Linked DNA regions of Homo sapiens: all the other regions are linked to region 2. The links are chromatin loops, found by intact Hi-C in ENCODE. Cell type or tissue: heart right ventricle. All regions are shown on one strand.

Region 1 (4,000 bases), 560 kb before region 2:
GAGGAAGGCCTTTCTCTCCATGCTCCTTTTGCCTAACCCTAACCCTAACCACCCTAACCCTGACTCTGACCCTGACCCTGACCCTGACCCTGACCCTGACCCTAACTGGACCCGCACATCTGAGCCTGCGTTTCCGTTTCCCCGAGAGACCCCGGACTCCCTCCCCCAAGGACAGGAACGCAACGCACTGGCAGAGCTCGCTGATTGGATGGGGGAGAGAAGTGGGCGGAGTGAGCACTAGGAGATCCTGTCATTGGATAAGAAAGAGAAGTGGGCAGGGTGGGCACTGGTAGAGTCTCTACTGGTTGGATAGGAGCGAGAAGCGGGCGGGGCTAGCACTGAGATCCTGCAATTGGACGGGCATGAAGTAGGTGGGGCGAGCACTGAGGAGACCCTGCCAATTGGACAAGAGAGAGAAGTGGGCGGAGTAAGCATTGGTAAAGCCTGCTGATTGGGCAAGAGACAGGAGTGGTAGGAGCAAGGACTGCGGAGAAGGCTGCTATTGGATGTTAGGGAAAAGAGGGCGGAACAAGAAGGTGGCGAGCTCTGCAGATTGGACAGGAGAGATAAGCAGGAGGAGCGAGCAATGAATGGAGCCAGCGGTGAAAAGAGCCCTGATAACTAGACAGGGGAGAGCAGTGGAACCAGAATTCAGGTTACGGTCACGGTGACAGCCGGAAAGGAAATTCCAGCATGGATGCCGACCGCACCAACCCAAAACTATGACCCGAGTCCTAACCCACCCTAACCCGGCCAAAACCGAACACCCAACCCTGACTAAATGCGAAACGCTGACCCGGACCTGGACCTGGACCTAGTACGAACCCAAGCCTGAACCCTAACCCCTAACCCCTAATCCTGATCCTAGACCCTAACCCCGACCCTAAACCCTGACCCTGACCCTGAAGGGGGACATAGAGGAAAGAGATTGAGAGGTTTGCATATTCAATGACATACATTTTCTTCGTTAGTCGATGTTAGAAAGCAAAGGCTTTTATCTCGAGAAATTTCTGACCTAAAGAATGATGTACAATAAACTGTATTCAACAATTGATCAACATTTTCTAACAAGGTGGAATGAAAATATAAAGTGTGGGGATTGCTACTAGTCCTAATACACTAATCTGTGGTTAGGAAGGTTTATTTTTTTCCCTCCAAACCTAAGCAGTACATGTCTTAAATTACCTTCCAAAACGTAAGACTCTTGGAGCCTCAGACGGGCTGGCGTTAGTCAATACTCCACGGCTGTTTGTTGGATGAGTGGACAACAGCATGGTCGACAGGTCCTGGTGCAAAATGTCTTGGGCTGCCTCAGTTTGAATCCTGCTTCTGCCATCGACCAGCCGTGTGATTCTGTAAAAGTATTTTAACCTCTCTGGGCCTTAGTTTCCCCATCTGTAACTTGAGGGCCTACCTCAAATGGGTCCCTGGTGAAGAGTAACAAGACTATATCCGGAGTAGGTTTCAGTTGCCTTTTCCTCCGTCTTTCCACCCTCCCCTCCTACCCTTCCAAATCTTTTTTTTTTTTTTTTGACAAGGTCTCCCTCTGTTGCCCAGGCTGGAGTGCGGTGGCGTGATCTCGGCTCACTGCAATCCCCACTTTCCAGGCTCAAGCGATCCTCCTCCTCCTACCTCAGCCTCCTGAAAAGCTGGGGCTACAGGTGTGTGCCACCACGCTAGGCTAATTGTCATTGTGTGTGTCTCTGTGTGTGTAGAGGCGTGGTTTCTCCATGTTGACCAGGCTGGTCTCGAACTCCAGGCCTCAAGCAATTCTCCCACCTCGACCTCCAAAAGTGCTAGGACTTACAGGCGTGAGCCACCGCCCCCACCCCTTCAAATCTATTAAAAGGTGAGAGTCTCGCCAAGGCAATGAGATCGCAATATGACGTTTCCATTTACTTTGGATTATATGTCATTATAAATATTAACAAATAAGACTTAAAAAGGACACCTTCGGGTAGGTCAGACCAAAATACAAAACTTGTCTGTGGGACTGCAGTTTGAGGACAGTGTCTGCAGCCGTCACATGGCAGCAAAACGGGGTTAAGCAGTGCACGAGAGTCTGCGTCGACGACAGCCAGAGTCCATGCATCGGGAGGTTCACTCGGTTTGCGAAGGAACAACGGGCTCGGCATGCACGGCCCGGGCTCGGCGGGCGGACGGGCCGGGGCGCAGTTCCCCGCGCTCGCCACTAGAGGTCAGGAGGTGACCGCTTCGGGGCTGGAAGACGGGCCCGTCGGGGATTGGCGCAGGCGGCGGGCGGGGCGGCGGGCGGGGCGGCGGGCGGGGCGGCGCTGGAGGCAGCGCCTGGTTACTGACACCTGGAATGACTTTTTTTTTTTGGCATCAGATTTCCTGTCTTTGTGGGGATGATGGACCCGAGTAAAGATGCCCATTCGGGGTCAAAGGCAGAGCCGCTTCTGCAGCTTCTCAAAGCGTTGTTTGTTTGTTTTTTTTCTGAGACGGAGTCTTGCTCTGTCGCCCAGGCTGGAGTGCAGTGCCGCGATCTTGGCTCACTGCAGCCTTCACCTCCCGGGTTCAAGCGATTCTCGTGCCTCAGCCTCCCTGAGTAGCTGGGACTACAGGCGTGCGCCACCACACCCGGCTAATTTTTGTATTTTTAGTAGAGATGGGGTTTCGCCCTGTTGGCCAGGCGGGTTTCGAACTCCTGACCTCAGGTGATCCGCCAGCCTCGGCCTCCCAAAGTGCTGCAATTACAGGCGTGAGCCATCGTGCCTCAAAACGCTTTAACAGAAAGACAATCTGCACGGGATCTAAAAGGGTGCTGAGATCCTAGGGAAGGAAGGATCCAAACTTCCTGGGGAGTTCCTGCCCGAGTGCCTGTGCTGCCCCTGGGCTGGCTGGCCAGTAAGCCCGCCTCCCAGCCTGACTGTCCCCATCTTTCGGTCCCAGCCCCATTTGCACAGCCTGGGCAGTAGAGGGCCCTGGACTGGGGGGCTGGAGTTCTGGGTTCTTGTCCCAGCTGTGCCCCTTCAGGCCCCTTTCACCCACTGGGCCTCACATTCCCCATGTGCCTAATAAGGAAGTCATGGTAGGTGGGGGGTACAGCCTCTTCTCGCTTTGCCATTCACTTCTGTGTCTTCAGAGAGGCTGTCAAATCTCCTCTCTGAATGAGACCCCCAAAAAAGCAAAGCTAAGAAGATACCCAGAGCTTAACTAGACACCAGGCCTTTTAGAAATAGACCACCTCTTACCTTAGGCCCCCAGAGGGTGCCCATTCTGTGTGGAGAAAAGAGGAGCCCTTGCCTCAGCCCCCAGAGGCTAGGGTGGGGTGGCTGAGTTTTGGGGCCAGGTTAGACACCTCTGGGGAAGCCTGAAGTAGCACGGATGGTTTCAAAGCCAGCGGATGAGGTGGCAGGACAGTGACAAGACCCCAGGTCTCCATCATGCACCTGAGCTTACTGAGCCTTCACCTGGTGTCTCTGCTGAGTCTCCGACAGACCAAGAGGGAAGGGACTGGGGGTACCGACCCCCAGAGAGAGAAAGCGGCAGTCAGAGGACCTGGGTTTGAGTCCTGGTTCACCCCTTCCTGGCTGTGTGGCCTTGGCAAACTACTCAGACTCTGGGAACCTGTTTCACCTGCAAGATGGGGATGAGAATCAAACCCACCTTGCAGGGCTGTGAACATGCGTTCAGACCAGTGCATGCAAAAACCTTCACACAAAAACCCTTCCTAAAGGCAGGGAGACAAGTCTCCAGGAGCAGCAGGTGGCCAGGGACTGTGTGGGGGCTGGGGTCCTGTTTTCCCCGCAACCTGGGAAAGGCCTGATGGGCACTTGGTAGGATTCAAATCATAACCCTGGACCTCAGGTGGTGGTGTGCTTTGTGTCTGCAGTGGAAGGTCCCACCGTCGTGCCTGTGAGTCCCTCTATCGGTGTTGAAGGGGTGGGCAGCAGGCGGGGGAGCCCCAGGCTGGCAGCTAGCAGGACCTCTCTGGTGTGAGCTCAGCACGCCAATTCCCCTGAAGCGTGGTGTCCAG
Region 2 (4,000 bases):
TTGAGACCAGCCTAGCCAACAAGGCGAAACCCCATCTCTACAAAAAATATAAACATTAGCAAAGTGTGGTGGTGCGCCTGTAGTCCCAGCTACTCAGGAGGCTGAGGTGGGAGGATCACTTGAGCCCAGGAGTTCGAGGCTGCAGTGAGCTGTAACTGCACCAGTACGCTCCAGCCTGGGACACAGAGTAAGACCTTGTTTTGAAAAAAAAACAGAAAAAAAGAAAAAAAAAATCTATCAGAAAAGCTTTTGCCTCCTTCTATAATTACAAAAGATGTTTTGAGTAGACTCTATCACAGCTTCCTTCCTTTTGTATGAAGAATTGAAGACTGGCCAAAGCATTGAGTTCCTTGCCACAAAGTTCATATGGATAAAATAATTATATGGCCGGGTGCGGTGGCTCACCCCTGTCATCCCAGCACGTTGGGAGGCGAAGGCAGGTGGATCACTTGAGGTCAGGAGTTCGAGACCAGCCTGACCAACATGGTGAAACCCCGTCTCTACTAAAAGTACAAAATTTGCCAGGCGTGGTGGCTCACACCTGTAATCCCAGCTACTAGGGAGGCTAAGGCAGGAGAATCACTTGAACCTGGGAGGTGGAGGTTGCAGTGAGCCAAGATCACACCATTGCACTCCAGCCTAGGCAATGAGCAAAAATCCGTCTCAAAAATAAATAAATAAATAATAAAAATTTTAAAAGGAATTATATTACCATCTATGGCAAACTTGAGATTTCAGTGCTCTCACAGAAAAATGTGATCCAGAATGTGATTAACTAAATTAACAATATACTTTTCATTAATTATGAACAATCACACAGCTTTACTCACCTTATTTTCAGCCTAATTTTGTTCACGACTTCGTCTATGTTCGCCAGAGACTACAATAAAGAAGGAAGAGTGCCCAGCTGTTAGTCCACTTCCTGGAATTCCTCTTTCACAGGAAAATGATGTGCTATAATAGCTACTTATGAAATCTCAAAAAATTTAATCACATGATATGAGTTTTGCTTTAAAAAAAAAAAAAGTAAAGCAGTAGTTGGAAGCTACAGCCACATCTAGCCCAGCCCCTGTTTTTTGTAAATAAAGTTTCACTGGAACACAGCCATGCCCGTTCACTTACATATTGCCTGCGGCTGCTCTTAAGCTAACATGGCAGGTAGGCAGTCGTGAAAGACGCTGTACAGCCACAAAGCCTGAAGTATTTACTATCTGGACCTTTACAGGAGAGTCTGCTGACCCATGGTGTACGTGATTGTGACAAATTCACGTAACGAAATACAGCAACAAAAATGAATGAATGCACAACACCATGGATAAACATTTTACTAACGGAATGGGGCACAGAAAAAGCCAGACACAAGGGGACAGAGGATATGATTTCACTAACATAATTCTCCTGTTAGAAGCTAGGACAGTGGTTATCTCTGGGGGAAGGTAGTGACAGTGAACAGGCAAGGAAAGGCCTTCTGAAGATTTTTTTAAATGTTTTATTTCTTGATCTGGGTGGCAGTTACATGGCTATGTTCATTTTGTGAAACTTCATCAAGTTGTACCCTTAAGATTTGTGTACTCCTCTGTATTATGTTATACTTCAATAAATACACAAATTTATTTTTTATTATATAGATCCACTAGAAAAAAGTCTGGAAGGATAGATAGGAGTAATTGTAATGTATTAGTAGTTGCAGCATTAGTAGCTATAATCTATCAACTACGTATTGCAATATGAAAAGAAGTGATTTCAAATTTTTCTTCTTGGGCCGGGTGCAGTGGCTCACGCCTGTAATCCCAGCACTTTGGGAGGCCAAGGCAGGCGGATCACCTGAGGTCAGGAGTTTGAGACCAGCCAGACCGTCATGGCGAAACCCCATCTCTACTAAAAATACAAAAAAAAAAAAATTAGGCAGGCTTGGTGGTGGGCACCTGTTGTCCCAACTACTCAAGAGGCTGCGGCAGGAGAATCGCTTGAACCCGGGAGGCAGAGGTTGCAGTGAGCTGAGAATGTGCCATTGCACTCCAGCCTGGGCAACAAGAGCAAAACTCTGTCTCAAAAAAAAATATTTTCTTCTTTTTGTCTGTATTTTATAATTATTGACTATGCACTACTACTGTGATTATAATAAGCTTATTATAACAACAATTAAAACAAAGGGATCACTTCTGACCTTAGAGATGAGAAAATGTGAGGAAATGGTGCCCCCTAATGGACAAGAGGAGGTACAATTTTATAGTACTATTTTAATTCAAGTTTTCAAAATACAATTTAATAAATCCTCTTCCTCTCTCCCTTAACAAATATTTTATCTCAGAAGGAATTAGGGATATTGTAGGAAATATGCTTATAAATTGCTTCTGGCTACCTCTGATGGGAGGAGGAGGCCAGGTGCCTTCCAGGAGCAGGTCTGGTAAGAGAAACAGGCCATGAGTGTTTGAGATGTCAGACTGGGTTGTCACAGCTCATCCTACTGTTCTGACCAAGCCAACAGTTACTCAGAATTTTCAGAAATCCAAGAACAGCTTGAGGTAAAAATGAATCTCAGGCTGGACGTGATGGCTCATGCCTGTAATCCCAGCACTTTGGGAGGCTAAGGTGGGAGGATCACTTAAATCCAGGAATTCAAGACCAGCCCAGACAATACAGTGAGATCCCATCTCTCCAAAAAATAAAAAAAAGTTAGCCAGGCATGGTGGCATGTGCTTGCAGTCCCAGGTACTCAGGAGGCTGAGGTGGGAGGATCACCTGAGCCCAGAAGGTCGAGGCTGCAGTAAGTCATGTTTGCACCACTGCACTCCAGCCTGGGCTAAACAGCCCTGTCTCAAAAAAAAAGAAAAACGAATCTCAGAAAAATTACTTTAATTTATATATAATTATATATATACATATATTTTTGTGTGTGATGGAGACTAGCTCTGTCACCAGGCTGGAGTGCAATGGCGCGATCTCGGCTCACTGCAACCTCCGACTCCCTGGTTCAAGCGATTCTCCTGCCTCAGCCTCCCGAGTAGCTGGGATTACAGGCACATGCCACCACGCCCAGCTAATTTTTGTATTTTTAGTAGAGACGGGGTTTCACCACGTTGGCCAGGATGGTCTCGATCTCTTGACCTCGTGATCTGCCCGCCTTGGCCTCCCAAAGTGCTAGGATTACAGGTATGAGCCACCGCGCCTGGCCAAGAGGAAAACATTTCTAATATCATTTTATGATAGCAAGTATTTTTATAATATCAAATAGCCTACCTTTAAGATGGCGGCTCACTCTGTCACCAAGGCTGGAGTGCAGTGGTGCAATCATAGCTCACTGTAACCTCAAACTCCTGGGCTCAAGCAATCCTCCCACCCCAGCCTCCTGAGTGGCTAGGAACAAAAAGGTACATGCACTGAGCCTGGCTAATTTTATTATTTTGTTATAAACACAGGGTCTTGCTATGCTGTCCAAGCTGATCTTGAATTCCTGGCTTCAAGCAATGCTCCCGCCTTGGCCTCCCAAAGCACTGGGATTACAGGCATGAGGCAGTGCACCCGGCCCTATAATATCATTTTTATAATATAATGAATGTAGCTTTTAAAAAGAACAGAGGCCGGGTGTGGAGGCTTATGTCTGTCCTTTGGGAGGCTGAGGTGGGTGGACTGCTAGAGCCCAAGAGTTAGAGACCAACCTGGACAACGTGGTGAAACTCCGTCTCTACAAAAAAATAGAAAAATTAGCCGGGTATGGTAGCACACGCCTGTAGTACAATCTGCTTATTAGGCTGAGGAAAGAAGACTGATTGAGTCTGTAAATTCCAGGGCACAGTGAGCTGTGATGGAGCCACTGAACTGTAGCCTGGGTGATGGGTGACAATCTCAAAAAGAAAAAATAAATAAAAATAAAATAAAAATAGGCTGGGCGCGGTGGCTCATGCCTGTAATCCCAGCACTTTGAGGCCGAGGTGGGCGGATCACAAGGTCAGGAGTTCGAGACCAGCCAGGCCAATATGGTGAAACCCCGTCTCTACTA
Region 3 (4,000 bases), 140 kb before region 2:
GTCTTGAACTCCTGACCTCAGGTGATCCACCCACCTCCGTGTCCCAAAGCACTGAGTAGCTGGGACTACAGCTGGGATTACAGGTGTGAGCCACCGTGCCAGGACAGAATAACCAATGTTTTGTCTTAAATTTGAAAATGCTGTTGGGGTGCATAAATTAGCATAAACTTTTTGGAAGGCAATTTATTCAAAAAGCAAAACTTTAAATACACATATTGCCTAAACCAGCAATTTCACAACTAGAAATGCATTTCAATGAAATAAGGAGAATAACATACAAAGATATGCAAGTATTTTTTGCAGCATTCATTAATTCAACCAATATTTAATGAGAGCCCGCTTTGTTCAGGCTGTGTAACAGAATAAGAGAGTTATTTAGTGAACAAAACAGATCAATACTGTTCTCATAAAGCTGGAAACAATCTACATGTGTATTTACAAAGGATAAAACAAATTATGGCACAGGCTTATCATGCTTAAACTCTTCAGCAGCCTCTTCCTATGACACCGAAAATAAAATCCAAATTCCTAACCATGAATTGGGTCCTGCCCAGCTTTCTGGCCCCGTCTTGCCACTTTCCACCTTGCCTGCTAGGCTTCAGTTACACTGGCCTTTTAAATTTCTGGGAGACACCAGGGTCCTTCGCCCTCAGGACCTTCATACTTCACACTTCCTTATTCCTCTCCCTGAAACATGGCCTGCTCAGCCCTGCTGACCCACTGCCTTGCTTTGCCGCACCCCCACTTTCTAAGCCCTCCAGGCTCCTCACTTTTTGGCCACATGTTGGCCATGCTGGTCTCAAACTCCTGACCTCGTGATCTACCCGCCTCAGCCTCCCAAAGTGCTGGGATTACAGACGTGAGCCACCACGCCCGGCCCTAATTTTTGTATTTTTAGTAGAGACGGGGGTTTTACTATGTTGGCCAGGCTGGTCTCGAACTCCTGACCTCAGGTGATCCACCCACCTCGGCCTCCCAAAGTGCTGGGATTACAGGCGTGAGCCCCTGCACTCGGCCAGAGTATCATTCTTTATACCTCCTAATGGAATAATGGATCTGGGCTTTGAGCATCAGAGGCTGCTGACATCACACAAAGAGCAACCAAACATTATGTATCTTGATGACAGACGTACAAAACATCATTATGATGTAGTTTTCTGTAAAAAAGAATCTGAATCAGCTCAGGCTTCTACATCTAACTACCAATTTATGGGAAATACGAGACAAAGTAAAATGTCCATTAATACTCGTGGGTGCAATCAGGAAAATCCAAAACTTGGGAAAATCTACAGGGCAAACAACACAGTTTCTTTAAGAAAAGATTGCAGAGGGGGCAAAGGGAAATGGAAGAAGAAACCAGAGACTTAATAATCTGAGCAGGCTGGACCCAGTGGCTCACCCGGTAATCCCAACTCTTTGGGGGCTGAGGCAAGAAGATCACTTGAGCCCAGGAGCTCAAGACCAGCCTGAGCAACACAGTGAGACCCTATCTCTACAAAAAATAAAAAAATACTGGCCAGGCATGGTGGCAGGTGCCTGAAGTCCCAGTGTAGTCCCAGCCACTTGGGAGGCTGAGGGTAGGATCGCTTTCGTTCCAGGTTTCAGTGAGCTGTGATCAAACCACCGCACTCCAGCCTGGGCAACAGATTGAGACCCCATATTAAACAAAAAGAATCTGAGCAACAAGGAATTGGAAAATAAAATTTAAAAGCAACACCAATAATACATCATTATTGGTTCATTAATTGTAACAAATATTTCATATCAATGTTAATAATATGGGAAACTGGGTAAGTGGTATATGGGAACCATACAAACGATCTTTGCAATTTTTCTGTAAATGTAAAAGTATCCTTAAAAGTGTAGTTTATGTTTTTTAAAAACTATTTACAATAGCAATTCATAACATCGTTCTGTGGTTTGATTGTGTTCTCCAAAGTTTATGGGTTATAAGCTTAATCCCTGAAGCCACAGTGTTGAGAGGTATGAGGTCATGAGGGCTCTGGCATCATCATGGGTTAATGCCATTATCTCAGGAGTGGGCTCTTTTATTCCTTCAAGAGATCTTTATTAAGCACTTATTACGTACCAGGCATTGTATTTGGTGCTAATGAACAGAGGTGAACAAAGTAGACTTTCTGGCATGTAACTTAAAACTAATGGGGGCGCCAGATAATAAGGAAGTAAGCCAGCCGAGACGTAACTTCGGTTTTGTGGTGTTAGGAAATAAATTTGGCAGTGCTGGAATAAGGGAGCTACCTACTGAAGGGGGGTGGCCAGGAGGGCCTCTCTGCTGAAGGGGGGTGGCCAGGAGGGGCTCTCTGAGGAGGTGATACTGAAGCGGGGACCTGAGGCTTGGGGAATGAGACTGCCAAGTGAGAAGCCACCACACCCGGCTAATTTTTGTATTCTTTTAGTAGAGACGGGGTTTTGCCATGTTGACGAGACTGGTCTTAAACTCCTGACCTCAAGTGATCCACCCTCCTCAGCCTCCCAAAGTGCTGGGATTATAGGCATGAGCCACCGCGCCCCCACTCTTCTGGAAGCTCTGAGGAAAAAACTATTTACACCTCTCTTCTAGCTTTGGGTGTTTGCTGGCAATCCTTGATGTTCCTTGGCTCATAGAAGTCTGACTCCAGCCTCTGCCTCCTTCTCACGGCCTTCTTCCCTGTATCTCTGTGTGTTCAATCTCTCTCTCCTTTCTAAGGACAACAGTCATTAGATAAGGCCCCCCACCAATCCTAAATCCAGGACCATCTCATCTTGAGATACTTAATTACATTTACCAAGATAAAGTCACATTTACATGTCCCAAGGCCTAGGACTTGGACATATTTTGGGGTTGGGGGGACACTTCAACCCACTATATCTCCCTGGGTCCTCTTGAGATGACACTAATAGTCTTTGATATTTTTCTTGCTTTTTGTGTAACATGATGTTCTGATTCATCTTGTAGATTTCCTGCCCTTGACCTGGAATTAGTCATTTCTCCAGGAATCTCTGGTTTCTTTTAGTGGAAAATTGTATTTAGAGATCACAATAAAGGTGCTAAGAATGTATTACTTTTGTAATCAATAAAAACAATTTTCACTAAATAAAAAATAATTGGCCACTTGTATCATCAGTCATCAAAATGGTCTTCAACTTATTTCTAGAACTTCTAAGAGTCTGTTCTAGAAAACTAATGCAAAACATTTAAGATGCTATATTCAGAAAGACATTCTTTGTAAGGATTATCTTTTTTTTTTTTTTTTTTTTTAGAGACAGGGTCTCACTCTGTCACCCAGGCTGGAGTGCAGTGGTGTGATCATAGCTCACTGCAGCTTTGACCTCCCAGGCTCAAGCGATCCTCCAACCTCAGCTTCCCAAGTAGCTGAGACCACAGGCATGTACCACCACACTCAACTAACTTTTAAATTTTTTGTAAAGACCAGGTCTCACTATGTTACCCAGGCTGGTCTTGGACTATTGGCCTCAAGCGATCCTTCCACCTTGGCTTCCCAATATGCTAGGATTACAGGCGTGAGCCACTGTACCCTGCCAGGATTATCTATAAAAGCAAAATTTTGGCTGGGCATGGTGGCTCACGCCTATAATCCCAGCACTTTGGAAGGCCAAGGTGAGTGGATCACGAGGTCAGGAGATTGAGACCATCCTGGCTAACACAGTGAAACCCCGTCTCTACTAAAAATACAAAAAATTAGCTGTGTGTGGTAGCGGGTGCCTGTAGTCCCAGCTACTCACAGTGGCTCACGTCTGTAATCCCAGCACTTTGGGAGGCCAAGACGGGCAGATCACAAGATCAGGAGATCGAGACTATCCTGGCTAACACAGTGAAACCCGGCCTCTACTAAAAATAAAAAAAAATTAGCCAGGCGTGGTGATGGGAACCCGTAGTCCCAGCTACTCGCGAGGCTGAGGCAGGAGAATGGCGAGAACCCGGCAGGGGGAGCTTGCAGTGAGCCGAGATCGTGCCACTGCACTCCAGCCTGGGTGACAG

The links. Hi-C counts contacts between places; a loop is a spot of excess contacts. Peaks named below come from ENCODE experiments on the same cell type or tissue, not always from the same donor. Only the 100,000 strongest peaks of a DNase experiment are listed, where the experiment ranks them.
Region 1: a loop joins it to region 2, with 9 times the contacts of the local background. A loop is called at or near these places in 29 of 110 quality-filtered maps.
Region 3: it touches region 2 in a loop (2.4-fold over the local background); 20 of 110 quality-filtered maps call a loop at or near these places.

The regions. Positions count from the first base shown.
Region 1 is chr17:141,818-145,817 of GRCh38, forward strand. DOC2B (double C2 domain beta) reads right to left here. Exons shown (of 9, transcript NM_003585.5): 9 at 972-4,000. Among named protein-coding and RNA genes, the nearest start is that of SCGB1C2, 6.2 kb to the left of the region's middle. In heart right ventricle, CTCF peaks have their summits at 2,187 (motif pointing right) and 2,413; DNase peaks (open chromatin) are centred at 415, 2,184 and 2,854.
Region 2 is chr17:698,501-702,500 of GRCh38, forward strand. VPS53 (VPS53 subunit of GARP complex) reads right to left here. Exons shown (of 22, transcript NM_001128159.3): 3 at 831-880. Among named protein-coding and RNA genes, the nearest start is that of VPS53, 14 kb to the right of the region's middle. In heart right ventricle, CTCF peaks have their summits at 2,199 (motif pointing left) and 2,403; no DNase peak of the experiment used is centred here; H3K27ac peaks cover 1,138 bases.
Region 3 is chr17:554,618-558,617 of GRCh38, forward strand. The region is part of intron 15 of VPS53 (VPS53 subunit of GARP complex); the gene reads right to left. It overlaps LOC124903891 (a long non-coding RNA gene), which reads left to right and starts at 1,267. Exons shown (of 2, transcript XR_007065571.1): 1 at 1,267-1,402; 2 at 1,599-1,723. In heart right ventricle, a CTCF peak has its summit at 2,157; no DNase peak of the experiment used is centred here; H3K27ac peaks cover 982 bases.